4 separate regions of the Homo sapiens genome follow, and all the other regions are linked to region 1. The links are chromatin contacts, found by Hi-C in ENCODE. All regions are on one chromosome and are shown on one strand. Each heading gives the region's core, a stretch centred on a gene start or an enhancer-like site at or near the end of the contact. The rest is flanking DNA. Distances are from core to core; before and after follow the strand shown. Region 1 holds the start of SECISBP2 (SECIS binding protein 2). Region 2 holds the start of KIF27 (kinesin family member 27). Region 3 holds the start of PTCH1 (patched 1). Region 4 holds the start of ZNF367 (zinc finger protein 367).

Region 1 (3,260 bases), core at 622-3,121:
TTTTTTTTTTTTTTTGAGACAGAGTCTCACTCTGTCAGCCAGGCTTGAGTGTAGTGGTGCTATCTTGGCCCACTGCAACCTCTGCCTCCCAGGTTCAAAGGATTCTGCTGCCCCAGTCTCCCGAATACCTGGGATTACAGGTGTCCGCCACCATACCTGATTAATTTTTGTATTTTTGTGGAGACGGAGTTTCACCATGTTGGTCACACTGGTCTTGAACTCCTGACCTCAGGTGATCCACCCACCTCGGCCTCCCAAAGTGCTGGGATTACAGGCGTGAGCCACAGCGCCTGGCCTGAAACTGCATTTCTTATTAACAAATGCAATGCAGTCTCTACTATTTCTTTGCCGAAAATAACAATGAGTATGAAGAAAAAAAAGGGGAGTTAAAGCTTCTGTTTTTGGCACAGGATACAGTTAAGTTGTGCTACTGGCTCAGACTCTTCTTGGTTGAAGAGCATTCTCTCATCATCTGCAGAACTTTAGTGCAGTAACTGCTGAGTATTTGAAAGTCTAATCACCATTAAATCCAAAATGTAAGCCCCTAGGTAAGACTTTTAGAAAGATACATACTCTGTCACTGGTGGTTCCTGAACAAACGGATAGTATGTGGCTGCAGAGCTGGGGAAGACACATGCTTCTGAGGACTCTAACCATGCCACATTGAGCCCGGCAAATCTGGGGACAAATGGTTTGACATCTGCTGATAACTTGATGCCCTGAGGAAAAATATGAGGTTTTGGCCACAAACATTCAGAGATCAAGCAAATATAAACAAACAAAAAGACCCAAGAGGTGTTCCTAATAGCCCCAGAAATGTTCCCGATGTTGTTTAAAAACTTCTGCCTCGTAAAGACAAGAACCTGCTTGCTAACGATTTCTCCCCAATGCTTTTTTTTTTGTAGAAAAGGCAGTAGTTCAAACATTAAAAGTGAAAAATGACAACGAATTCAAGTGGAAATAAAACAACACAGATTATATAGTTTAGATCTTGGAATAAGGGTGTTTTTACCACAGATTCACTTAGAAATAATAGAACTGCACACAGTACAACTACTGCAGTCAAATACACGTGGACTGTTTAACTACAGCACCCAAAACACACTGCAGACGTTTATTTCCATTACATTTTCTTGAAAAAGTTGCACAAAAGCATATGCATTTTACTCATGAACCACTAAGTCTTGCTTTATTGAAATACCAAACCTTGCTTTGCTAGAAAATATTATCACCACGAGCCTTTGAAATTTCAATTCACTAAGATTTCTTTCTTTAGTTTTTAGTGACGTAGTAAGAGATTTACTTTCACCGAGAATTTTATGGGTCTAAAAATGATGCAAGCGATCGCCAGGGCTCCATCTAGTGGTAATGCTGAGTACGTAGAGCGGAGAATGACGTTCAGAAAAACGCAGGATCCTTTAAAACAATCTATCCGTTCCCAAGAGCGCGGGAAGCTCGCCAGAGTCCCCCCGCCCCGACTGCGGGGAGCGCCGGGCTGGGCCGCAGTCACTGCGCTGGGTGACATCGCACCACAGACGCGGCGCTAACTGTGGGCGGGGTCTGTAGCCGCTGACCGCCACCCCAAGGCGGACCCGAGGCGGGGCGCGAAGATCGCGGCCACCCGGTAGGGCGCTCCCGTGCCGTCACCAGCATCCGACCCACGCCCGCTGGACCAGCCCCGTCACCGCCCGGCCGAGCCCCCAGTGCGAGGCAGGCGGACGGACTGAGGCTGCCGAGAGAGCCCCCGTCGGCCCTTACCTCGCTTTCGGGCTCCCGCGGCCCCTCCGACGCCATGCCGCGAGGCGCGGAGGAGGCCGCGTCACGGAGGCCAGCAGCGGGCCGTCGGCTTGCCGGACAGACAAAGCGTTTCCGCCCCCGCAGGCGACGCCAGGAAGTGCGTCACAGCAAAGCGACAGAGCCCGCCCTTTCTTCCGGCCGGAAGTACGCGGCGGCGGCACTGGACCTGCGCGGGCAGCACGTGGAGGCAGTGGGGCGCTTGCGGAAAATGGGGACCCCCAGGAGTCCTCTGGGCTGGGGACCCACCGTAGCTTGCGGGAGTCTTGGATCTGCCTTTTAGTGCTGGGATATCGGAGATAGTCTCCACCAAGGCAGTAGCGACTATAAACAAGAGTTAGGCCGTGATTTACTTTTCTCCCCTGGGCCTCACGAGTCTAGCGTTAGGACGGGATGGGGTAGTCTGGAAAGGCCTCTCGCTGAGGTGACCTTTGAGCAGTCACCTGAAGAGAAAGATTTACTAATAAGGAAACTGAGGAGGCCGAGATTACTCTCACCCCCGCCACTGCATTTCCCTAAAATTTCCCCAAGATTGGTGACTTACAGGAATTGCATACCCTGTAGGTCCTACAAACCTGGAAAGCCTACAAGACTCTTGATGGTATCCTAAATTTCCAGAAACCTTAAGTTTGGAAGTAGCCACAGAAAATAATTTAAAAATCGCTCGGTTTCTTTCAAAAATTAAAAAAAGTGCTAAGATATGGTCAAGAGATGGAATAGTATAATTTTCACGAGAAAAAAAAAGTTCTACACAGAGCAAATTCGTTAAATATTGAGAGAAATGTATAAAGTGCGGCAGGGATAGGAGGTTGACCAAAAGTACAGGGAAGAATGCAGAGTGGATTTCAATAGATGGAGGAGGAACTTTCCTCTCACTCAAAGGCTTGGAGGAAAGTGCAAGTGGATTTAAGGAACAGAAAATGTCAGCAAAACAGGCTATTTGAGGAATGGGGATTAGGTTGAGGCAAATTGTAGGTTTCCTCTGTCCCTTGCACAGACGTTAACTCTACCATTGAATACGAAGTATTTCAAGCAAGTAAGGCAGGTGCAGCTCCAGTTTTTTCAGATTTCTGTCCTGGTGGGTCTCAGTTCACTACACAGCCTCTAGCAGAAGTGATCCTTAGGGTCTGGTCTGGCAGGAATTTATGCTGGAAGTTTAGGGGTAGCTGTCGCCTTCCTTTCAGCACTATTGGGTCTACCCGGAAGTGTAATGAAGTTTACTTGATTTTGTCATGTTTCTGTTGGTTACCCTGGACACAACCTATGGTAGTGGCAGTAGATTTTAGGATGCTGCTAATCACAACCTTCAAAATTTATTGCCCTCATGTGTAAAGACACCCTTTCTTAACCAATGGACCTGATGTATGCTGGCTGCTCATTTAAGATGTTTCTATAGCATAGCAATTAATTAGAATAACTCCAAAACACTTTCCTAGCAGCTAAAAAGGCAAAGGTGTTTTACAGTG
Region 2 (3,463 bases), core at 635-3,134, 5.4 Mb after region 1:
AGATTACAGGTGTGAGCCACTGTGCCCAGACTGAATTTTTAAAATTTTAAATAATTCAGTTAAAAGAAAAAAAAATAAAAACTATAAATAAAATAGTCAGCTTTTTTCCCCCACCTTCATTCCTATATTTCATGAGAGAAGGAAGGGTTTTTGAAGATGCTTAGATTGTGCTACTAAAAACAGGAGGCATTAAAGCATTTAAAACTAAATTGGTAAAGTTAAATATTACCATACGACCCAGCAATTCCACTCTTACGTCCATACCTAAAAGACCTGAAAACAGGCTCGGCGCGGTGGCTCACGCCTATAATCCCAGCACTTTGGGAGGCCAAGGTGGGCGGATCACCTGAGGTCGGGAGTTCGAGCCCAGCCTGACCAACATGGTGAAACCCCGTCTCTACTAAAAATACAGAAAACTTAGCCAGGCGTGGTGGTGGCACATGCCTGTAATCCCAGCTACTCCAGAGGCTGAGGCAGGAGAATTGCTTGAACCCATGAGGCGGAGCTTGCAGTGAGTTGAGATAGCGCCACTGCACTCCAGCCTGGGCAACAGAGCGAGACTCCATCTCAAAAAAAAAAAAGGAACTGAAAACAGACATCCAAATATTGTATGTGAATGTCCATAGCAGCATGGAAACAGCCCAAATGTCCACCACCAGCTGAAGAATGGATAAACAAAATGTGGTATGTCTATATCCATACAATGGAATTTTTTCAGCCCTAAAAAGTCCTGATAGGGCCGGGCAGGGTGGCTCATGCCTGTAATCCCAGCTACTCCGGAGGCTGAGGCAGGAGAATCGCTTGAACCCATGAGGTGGAGGTTGCGTTGAGCCTAGATGGCGCCATTGCATTCCAGCCTGGGCAATAAGAGCGAAACTCCATCTAAAGGGCCGGGCGTGGTGGCTCACGCCTGTAATCCCAGCACTTTGGAAGGCCGAGGCGGGCAGATCACGAGGTCAGGAGATCAAGACCATCCTGGCTAACACAGTGAAACAAACCCCGTCTCTACTAAAAATACAAAAAATTAGCCGGGCGTGGTGGCACGCGCCTGTAATCCCAGCTACTCGGGAGGCTAAGGCAGGAGAATCGCTTGAACCCGGGAGGTGGAGGTTGCAGAGAGCCGAGATCACGCCACTGCACTCCAGCTTGGGCGACAGAGCGCGACTCGGTCTCAAAAAAAAGAAAAGAAAAAAAAGAAAAGAAGTCCTGATAGATGTTACAACATGACTGCATCTTGAAAACATTAAGCAAAAGAAGCTAGACACAAAAGGTCATATACTGAATGATTCCATCAATAAAGAAATGCCCAGAATAGGTAAAGCTATCACAGAGTCAGAAAGTAGATTAGTGGCTGGCTGGGGTTGTGGGGAGAGGGGAACCAGAAGGAATGACTGCTAACTGGTTTGGGGATTTTCTTTTGGGGTTATGAAAATGTTTCTGAACTATATACAGAGGTGATGGTTGCACAACACTGTGAATGCATTAAACGCCACTGAATTGTGAGTTTTAAGATGGTTTATGTTAGGCAAGTTTTACTCAATAAAAATAAAAATAAACTGAATTGGTAGCTAAGATATTGAAACACGGTGTGGAATCGTTCTCACTCATTTCACGAACCCGTAGAAAGATGCTTGCGCTCAGGCCTCACAGACCGGTCCCAGCGCGTTGGTGGGACACAACTCGGATTTGCAGGCAAGCCCAGGGGCCGGCCCTTTGCGGACTTCCTGGGGACGCAGGACTCCTGCGCGGCGGGCTTGGAGGCGTGGCCAGGATGGGGGCGGGGCCAGGACGCGGCATCCAGGAGAGGACGCGGCGGGAGGCGGGCTTCGCCGGTTGCCAGGAGAACTCGCGACAACAAAAGACGCGGACGGCGGCTGCGCGGTGTGGCAGAGCGAAGCTGAGGAGTCCAGCGCTCGCCGACAGGGGCCTGGGCTGTCCCGAGCCGGTCAGTGCTCGGCGGGCCTGGCGGGCGGTGCGGGGAAGTGGGGCGCCCTCCCTTCGCGGTGCCCGCCCTCCAGCCCGCCGCGCCCGCCGCTCCCGCGCCCCCAGCCGGCCGTTGGGACTAGTAGGCTCCGGCTTGGGGTCGGGGCCGCCGCGGGTGGGTAGCGGAGGGTGGGCGGTTGGGGCGCCAGCTAGGCCTATGGGGGCGTCCGAGGGGTCTGGGGTCGGGGCTGGGAGCCGGCGAGCGACTAGAGGCAGAGCGCCCCTTCCGGAGGAAGTTGGGTCAGCCCTGAGGAGCGGGTCCCGGGGAACACCGATCGACCGGAACGCGGGACCCGGCCTTTCAGAGCGCACCCTGTGTTCGTCTCGTGTCGCTGCACGGCGTGAGGTGCGACGCGAGGGCCACCACCACCGAGCGCTTTGTTTTATCGCAGGCGTCTTTTTCCCACCGTAGAGGTTGAAACTTGGGCGCATTTCCCACCGTAGAGGTTGAAACTTGGGCGCATTTCCCACCGTAGAGGTTGAAACTTGGGCGCATTTCCTACCGTAGAGGTTGAACCTTGGGCACATTCAAGCCCGAGAGCTCCCTCCCTCGGAGGCAGGTGACTATAAAGAGCAAAGCGCCCAGATTCTTTCTTTGAAACACCTTTTAAGTAACACCTTTTAAGTCTCCAGTGTTGAAAATCCTTGTTGTTTGCCCTTCTTTACTCTTTTGTCGTCTTTACGCATTTGGGGCCTTTTCTGAGCTCCGTATGCGATTTACTGTCCATCTACTGGCAAGTTTTTTATGAAAATAATTAACAAACCACACATTTAAGACAACCACTGCTTTCTGGGAAATCAAGGGTACGGGATGGCAACGGTTTTTGGAGACACTCATTCCTGACCAGTGACATGACATGAGGGATTCAATATTTCTCTTGCCTTTGCTCAGATTTCAAAAACCCGTTGAGTATACTTAAATACGACCAATCAGATTTTGCTTTTTTTTAAATCATTTATTGGCAACATAATACGTATGTTTCTGATGACTATAATTGATCAGAATCTGAAGTATAAGTGCTATGGATTGTGTAAAAACTTTATTTCTTGTATATTGATGTTTTACAAGCCCTATGTTTGTGGACCATTACTATTGTTTGTTTGTTTTGTTTTGAGACAGGGTCTCGCTCTGTTACTCAGGCTGGAGTGCAGTGGCACACTGCAGCCTCAACCTCCCGGGCTCAAGCGATCCTCCAATCTCAGCCTCCCAAGTAGCTGGGACTACAGGTGCGTCACCACAGCCTGGCACATTCTTGTATTTTTAGTAGAGACAGGGTTTCACCATGTTGCCCAGGCTGGTCTGGAACTCGTGGGCTGAAGCGATCCACCTGCCTTGGCCTCCCAAAGTGCTGGGATTACAGGTGTGAACCACTGTGCCCGGCCCCATTATTATTTTTTTTAATGCTTAGAATAAGTTTCAGTTGCCTTTATAACCAAATTCTTTATAGATATTACCATTAAAAACCCCAAGAAATGAGGC
Region 3 (3,325 bases), core at 614-3,113, 6.2 Mb before region 1:
CGCGGGGCCGCTGAATGGGCAGGGACTCGTGAGCGCGACCATTGGCCGGTCGCGGGGAGGCGGCGCGGGCATTGGGCAGCGTAAGGGGGCCGGTCCGCCTTCAGGAATGTACTACGGCGCGTCCGGCACGTCCGTCCGCGCCGGCTGGGCGCGCGCCTCGCCTGGGCTCTCGGGAGACCGCGCTGGAGGCCCGGAGCCGGCCCGGCGCATCCGCCTCCCTACCTACTCTGCCCCGGCCGCGCGGGCGCGGGGAGTCCGGGAGCCGGGCGCGCGCGCGCACCGGGCCTCCTGGCGCGGGGTCACGTGGCCACCGGAGCTCCGCCTTCTCCCTGCTCCTCCCCCTTTCCCTCCATCTGGGTTTCTTTCTTTCCTTTCCTTTCTTTCTTCTTTTTTTTTCAATGAACATACACCGTGCGCATCTTAAAGCCACACCGCCCCATTTCACGACTTCACTAGACTTCTCGCTACTGCCAGTCCCTCTGCAGTTCAACCCCGTTTAAAAAAAAAAATAAAGTGAAGCAAATCAAGGGTTTGCGGGTCGGGTTCCTACCGCAGGGAGGAACGTAATAACTTGGAAACGTAAGAAAAACACATTCCACTTTCCGAAAACAAAAATTTTTTTAAATAAAAAGCCTAGTTGTGTAGACGTGTCTGGCTCCAGAATCCACCTCAAAGGGTCGCGTGTTTTCCCCCTCCGCGGGAAGCGAATCCCCGGGATGCCTTGGTGACACTGGACGCGGTGTCGGGACGAATCCTCGCGATCCGCGCACAGTTTGTTTTCAATGAATCCAGCATCGGGGCATTTATAATCTCCTACGTCATACTATTATTAAATATAACATGCATACCGAGTTTTGTAAAAAAAAATACTGACTATATAAACATCTGGTTAATAAAAAGGGGTGTACAAATGAACCCAAAATAATCAGGAAAACTTTACTCTCTCAAGGAAACAATTCCGTTTCTCTAAGTTGTAAAAAAAGATTCTGTTGTTTCTCTTTTACTTATGTCACATTCGAGATTCAAATAAAAACGCCTCTGCCTCTACAAGACTGCTTCGGTGTCTGGATTCCACGTTTATAGAACACTGACTCCTTCAAACCAAGACTGTGTTTTTTTTTTTTTTAAGTTGGGGGGAGAAAGCGGCTGGGGGGCAGACGGATTTTAAGAAAGATGGCTTTTCCCAACGTCCTTGCTTTCCTCTTTAACTTTCCATTCTGTTTATCTTAATGCGAGGCGTTGTTCCCTGCAAGAGCCTAAGTCTTCCCTTTAGTTATAAAAGAAAAGAGAAGAGGAAAAAAAAATCTGGCACACACTGGCGCACTATCCAGCACGCTGTCATTATTGGTGCAGGCCTGGGAATGCGAGCCGGACCTCCCAGTATTTGCTGCAGCTTGAGGCCAAGGTGCCTCTGAAAGGCTTTTCTTTGAGGAATTTCAGAAATTGTTTAAGCGCTTAAAAAAATATTACATTTCCCCCCGTGTCTACCGCGAGGCAAATGTTCGTGTGTGTGCGTGCGCGCGCGTGTGTGCGCGCAAAGGCATCCCACAAAAAGAAGACACTGTTGAAAAGAAAAGGAATAAGAGAGAAAGGAGGGGGAGCATTCCTTAATGGAAGTATTGCATGCGAGAAGGTTGGCGCTCTCAGAGGCTGCCCCGAAGCCGAGGATGCACACACTGGGTTGCCTACCTGGGTGGTCTCTCTACTTTGGTGAGCTGTTGCTAAGCAGCTAATAATAGTCATGTTTGCTGAGTAATTTCTGCCCTCCGCGAGCCAATCGCGTCGCAGAAACCCAAGCCATCTGACAGCCCCGGGGGCGGGAGCTCCAGCCTTTTTCTCTTTCGCTCGCTCTCTCCCCCTCCACCCCCTCCCCTCCCCTCCTCCTCTTCTTTCTCCAAATGGAGAGAGTTCTTTTTTTTCTTCTTCCATCTCATCTATTGAATCAAGGAGCTGCTGCGGCCGCTGCCCGCTGCACACACACAGAGCGGAGTCCCCAGGTCCCGGGAGCGAGAGAGGCGCGCTGCACGGGGACAGAATGGTCCAGCGGGTTGCCGAGGAGCACAAGAAAGCAGAGTCCGGGACCGAGCAGCCACCGCGAACCCAGCAGCCAGAGCCCGAGCAGCCCGAGCAGCAGCTCCTGGAGCCGCCACCGCCAGCAGCAGCCACCGCGGGAGCAGCGGCAGCTGCGGCTGCCCGGGCCCGGCAGCGCTGAGACCCGCCGGGCACCCTCGGACCCCGCGGCGGCGGCGGCTCTGCGCTTGCCCTCCGCGGCCGCTCGGGCGACCCGGGAGGCGCCGAGAGAGCCAGCGCGGCCGGCGGGAGCAGCGGGGATTCGCTGGCTCTTTCTGCAGTGAAGGGGTCGCGGCGCGGGGCGGGGGGCGGGTAGGGGGAGTTGGGGACCGCAAGGAGTGCCGCGGAAGCGCCCGAAGGACAGGCTCGCTCGGCGCGCCGGCTCTCGCTCTTCCGCGAACTGGATGTGGGCAGCGGCGGCCGCAGAGACCTCGGGACCCCCGCGCAATGTGGCAATGGAAGGCGCAGGGTCTGACTCCCCGGCAGCGGCCGCGGCCGCAGCGGCAGCAGCGCCCGCCGTGTGAGCAGCAGCAGCGGCTGGTCTGTCAACCGGAGCCCGAGCCCGAGCAGCCTGCGGCCAGCAGCGTCCTCGCAAGCCGAGCGCCCAGGCGCGCCAGGAGCCCGCAGCAGCGGCAGCAGCGCGCCGGGCCGCCCGGGAAGCCTCCGTCCCCGCGGCGGCGGCGGCGGCGGCGGCAACATGGCCTCGGCTGGTAACGCCGCCGAGCCCCAGGACCGCGGCGGCGGCGGCAGCGGCTGTATCGGTGCCCCGGGACGGCCGGCTGGAGGCGGGAGGCGCAGACGGACGGGGGGGCTGCGCCGTGCTGCCGCGCCGGACCGGGACTATCTGCACCGGCCCAGCTACTGCGACGCCGCCTTCGCTCTGGAGCAGATTTCCAAGGTGCATTTCAGACTCTCTCCTCCCACTTTCTCTTCCCTCCTCTAACTCTTTGGGATCGCCCCCGCCACACACAAACACACACACTCTCTTCCTCTCTCTCTCACACACACACACACACTCACTCACACCTCTCCAGGAAAAGCAGCAGACAAATGGGGATTGAAAAATTCAAACCCTCCCTCTGGTCCTGGGAGGAAAGGGCTGTCTGAGGTCCGCAGGGGGTGGAGGTGTGTGTGTGTGCGTGTGTGTGTGTGTATACACACGCCCTCCCTGGTGTGCCTTTTCCGGAGCACTGGAAAGCCGTCCACGGCGGACCACCTCAAGGGCGGCCGCGGCACTGTCCTGCCCCGTGCCCCC
Region 4 (3,640 bases), core at 1,038-3,537, 7.1 Mb before region 1:
AGCAAGTGGAGTTGCCAGGTTACTGTTGATGAAGGGCAATTTTTAGAAGCAGAAAGTCAGCATCCTGTGCTGGATGATTCATCTTGCCCTCTGGGGCATGCTCTGAATGTTAAACAGTAACTATTTGTTGGTGATTAATCTGTTGGATTTTGCTCAACCCCTAATTCGAGTGTCCATGATGGATAGATCACTTTTTTCTTTACACTACTTGTCAAGTATAAAACAGATGGATAACATTTCCCTTCCAACTGATTCAGAAAAATATGTTTTTTGGTATTAAACTGTAAAAACAAAATGTATGTTTACTAAATTAGGTGAAAGTAGGGCTGAACTTTCAACTTTCTAGATCAACCATTACAATATGAAATTTGCCCCTAAACCCTGAAAGTTTTGGAATATGAGAAACGGGACCGAGAAATGTGTGAGTCCCATTTTTCAGCCTTTTCCTCCTTTTGCTCAGCAGACACTGAATATAATCCACAGGCAGTACAGACTTATTCTTCCAAAGGATTTATTATGTAATCTTGTACAAGCCTCAACTTTTCTCATTTATAAAATGGGAAAAATATCTTCCTTACCCAATTGTTGAGTGAACTGTGAAACATCCATATGTATTATTGTGTATCAGTACATATATGCTATTTTTGTAGTAGGCCTCCAGAAAATGGAGGCTATATACTGTTTCATTTCTTAAAAGGATACTTTCACTTGGTTCAAAGTTCAAAAGATAGTTATATATTGTATTTCTTGAAATCTTTTCACTTCTGTTCCCAGCCACACAATTTCCCTCCATGATCCATGTTTCTTTTGCATCTTGCCAGATATTTTATGTACGTCTAAAAGTAAAAACGTATTTTCCCCACTTTAACAATTTTACATAAAATCACACTATTGCTTGTTTTGCCTTTTAAAATAAAAATACATTTTTGAAATTGTTCATATCAGTACAGTTTCCTTTATTTGTTTTTAAACAATTGTGGCTTAATTTAGTCATAGCTGTGCATTTGTGTGTCTTTCACAGAGAGAAAAGCTATTCAGCTTAGTTATCTGTTATTATACAGTCGTGTTCTAACTTAATTACCAATCCTAACCCTTAACCAATGGATATTCATTCATCCATTCAGCAAATATTTATTGAGCCCCTACCGCGAATCAGGCGGTGCCTGGGAATCTGTATTCCCAAGAACAAAACGCAGCTCCCCAGGCCACATCTAGCGGGTAGGAAGCCGGGCAACCCCTCCGCCCGGTCCTTCCTCTGCAGCCTGCGAGCCCCACCCGGGCCGCGGTCGGCGCCAGCCAGGCGGGGCTGGGGCGGGGCGGGCAGAGGACGTTGGGGCTCCGCGCGTCCCGGCGCGAGTACTAGGACGCGGCCGGGGCAGGTGGGGGCCGAGCAAAGTAGGGCGCTGCCCCGACTCCCGGAGCAGCCGCTCGGTAGAGCGGGGTCGCCGGGGTGGGGAGATCCCCGAGGCAACTTCGGGGCATCAGTCCAGGGTGAGAGTGTCTACTCTCGCCCGGCTCTTGTGGCCTCCGCGCCGCGAGCGGCCCGCAGGGACTTCGGAGGCCACTTCCTGGACTCTCCCCTTTCCACAGATGGGGAACCGGAGGCCCACAATCGGCCCGGAGGAGTCAGGGCGGTGCTGACAGGGCTGGTTCACAGAGCGTGCAACAGCTGAGCAGACGGAACTCGATTAAGAAACCAGGCACGCCGGGTGCCCATCAGGACCTCGGGCAGCAGAGACTCCAGCCGCCGGGCGGGTGGTGGGACCGAGGGCGGGGCGGGCGGCGGGGCCCCAGCCCTTTAAACTCCCTGCGCGCGGGAACCGCGGCCCAACAACCAACGGCGGGCGGGGCCGAGCGGGGCGCGCGCCTCCACCGCCCAACGATCACCACCCCCCCCGACCCCGCCCCGCCGCTGTCCAATCAGCCGCCCTCTTGCCGCCCTCCCCGCCGCCCTTGTCTCCCTGGCCCGGACTAACCACGCGGAGGGACGGCGGGGCGGGGCGGCAGGCGGGTGTGTCCGGGCGAGTGGAGACGCCGCGCGCTCCACTGGAGTTTCGAACGCTGTTGGCCCTCCAGACAGAAAAAAATATAAGAGCGGCGGCCAATGGCGAGGTGGGAAGGACCCGCGCGCAGACCCGGCCCCGCCCCGGCCGGCTGGAAAGAAGGCCAGGCCTGGCCATTGGCTCGCGCCGCCTGTCACTCGCCGGTGCGGCCAGCGGGCAGCGGCCTCGCGGTGACTGGTTCCGCCCAGGCGCGAAATGTAACGCGGGAAAAGCCGGGGCAGGCACCGCGGCGGCAGGTTGTTATTTTTGGGGGCTCAGCGCCGCGCGTCCTGCTTTCCTGTCACCGCAAGGGCCGGGCCGCCCGCTGCTTCCCACCCCTGCAGCCTGCGCTGCGGAGTACAAAGAGCGGAGGGCGCGCTTGACCTGGGGCTGGGGTCCAGCCCTGCCCGCCGGTGCCGTCTGCTCAACTAGTTAGGTGGCTGCTGCGCAGGATTCCGGGAAACGTCAGTCTGCCATGAGCCGGCAGGACTGAGCCTGCGACTCGGAGCAGAGCGAGTGAGGGGCAGAGCGGTGCTCAGGAGTGCGGCCCGGGGCCGCCGGAGCTGGGGGTCGGGCCGGGCGATGATCCGGGGCTTCGAGGCGCCCATGGCGGAGAACCCGCCGCCGCCGCCGCCGCCCGTCATCTTCTGCCACGACTCCCCGAAGCGGGTGCTGGTGTCGGTCATCAGGACGACCCCGATCAAGCCAACGTGCGGCGGTGGAGGGGAGCCGGAGCCGCCGCCGCCGCTCATCCCCACCAGCCCCGGCTTCAGCGACTTCATGGTGTACCCGTGGCGCTGGGGCGAGAACGCACACAACGTGACGCTCAGCCCTGGGGCCGCGGGGGCCGCCGCCTCGGCCGCCCTGCCTGCAGCCGCAGCCGCCGAGCACTCGGGGCTTCGTGGCCGGGGCGCGCCCCCGCCCGCCGCCTCGGCCTCCGCCGCCGCCTCGGGAGGTGAGGACGAGGAGGAAGCGAGCAGCCCAGACAGCGGCCACCTCAAGGTGAGCGGCGCGGGCGGGCGGGCGGGCGGGACGTGGGGCAGCCGGGGCCCGTTAACGGTGCGGCGGGCGGGGCGGAGTTGAAAACGCGAGGTCGATCCGGCTACGGCGGGGGCTGCGGCTGACAGGATGCTGACGTCACTGCCGCGCGCCAAAAACCGGCCCCAGTCGGGGGGGGCCTGTCACGTGACAGGCGGGAGCGGCGCGGGAGACCGTCCTTGCGGCAGGTGCAGTGGGCGGGAGCGCGGCCCGGGGTCGCTGGGGAGGCCGGGTCAACGGCCACTGACATCCTCCCGGCGGGCTGCCGAGTCCTCAGTTCCGAGAGGAAACGAGAGGGATGAGGGCCTTGAGTTGTTCCACCGACTGCGAGAGGGCAGGGAGCGCACAGTGTTTGCTCCATTACTGCAGATCGCCCTCGCCCTGTTAAAAGATGCCCTGCAGAGACAGCCGAAGAGCAAGAAAGGACTTCTGGGCCTGTTCTGCGGCTGAAGTTGTGCCTTCGCTGCCTTTCATTTATCCAGCATACTACTTGCTAGGTGTTGAGAGCACATAGTGGAATGGGACGCTAAAATTGCTTGCAGTCTCCGACTGCTTAAAGC

Evidence for each region. A loop is a pair of places that touch in the nucleus more often than their neighbours do. Pooled maps may share reads with other maps.
Region 2: a loop to region 1 is called in a pooled map, with 25 times the contacts of the local background. The contact joins the promoter of KIF27 here to the promoter of SECISBP2 in region 1. A Hi-C loop is called at or near these places in 1 of 168 maps with a recorded cell type or tissue (CD8-positive, alpha-beta T cell), 1 of 37 single-sample maps with no recorded cell type and 7 of 50 pooled maps.
Region 3: a map with no recorded cell type shows a loop between it and region 1 (11-fold over the local background). The contact joins the promoter of PTCH1 here to the promoter of SECISBP2 in region 1. A Hi-C loop is called at or near these places in 2 of 37 single-sample maps with no recorded cell type and 8 of 50 pooled maps.
Region 4: a loop to region 1 is called in a pooled map, with 19 times the contacts of the local background. The contact joins the promoter of ZNF367 here to the promoter of SECISBP2 in region 1. A Hi-C loop is called at or near these places in 8 of 37 single-sample maps with no recorded cell type and 10 of 50 pooled maps.

The regions. Positions count from the first base shown.
Region 1 is chr9:89,317,111-89,320,370 of GRCh38, reverse strand. SECISBP2 (SECIS binding protein 2) reads right to left here and starts at 1,871. Exons shown (of 17, transcript NM_024077.5): 1 at 1,759-1,871; 2 at 574-719. The coding sequence starts at 1,794. RefSeq lists a silencer at 1,512-1,831 and an enhancer at 2,002-2,221.
Region 2 is chr9:83,919,853-83,923,315 of GRCh38, reverse strand. KIF27 (kinesin family member 27) reads left to right here and starts at 1,884. Exons shown (of 18, transcript NM_017576.4): 1 at 1,884-1,945. It overlaps LOC105376335 (serine/arginine repetitive matrix protein 1-like), which reads right to left and starts at 2,415. Exons shown (of 3, transcript XM_011519284.2): 1 at 2,055-2,415; 2 at 1,618-1,962. The coding sequence starts at 2,415. RefSeq lists enhancers at 484-988, 1,603-2,352 and silencers at 1,722-1,871, 1,902-2,281.
Region 3 is chr9:95,507,804-95,511,128 of GRCh38, reverse strand. PTCH1 (patched 1) reads left to right here and starts at 1,863. Exons shown (of 24, transcript NM_000264.5): 1 at 1,863-2,968. The coding sequence starts at 2,768. RefSeq lists silencers at 1-333, 2,608-2,927 and enhancers at 1-460, 1,414-1,963.
Region 4 is chr9:96,417,017-96,420,656 of GRCh38, reverse strand. It overlaps ZNF367 (zinc finger protein 367), which reads left to right and starts at 2,287. Exons shown (of 5, transcript NM_153695.4): 1 at 2,287-3,044. The coding sequence starts at 2,625. RefSeq lists enhancers at 1-422, 939-1,472, 1,473-2,006, 3,481-3,640 and silencers at 1,141-1,410, 1,671-2,330, 2,441-2,580, 2,881-3,120.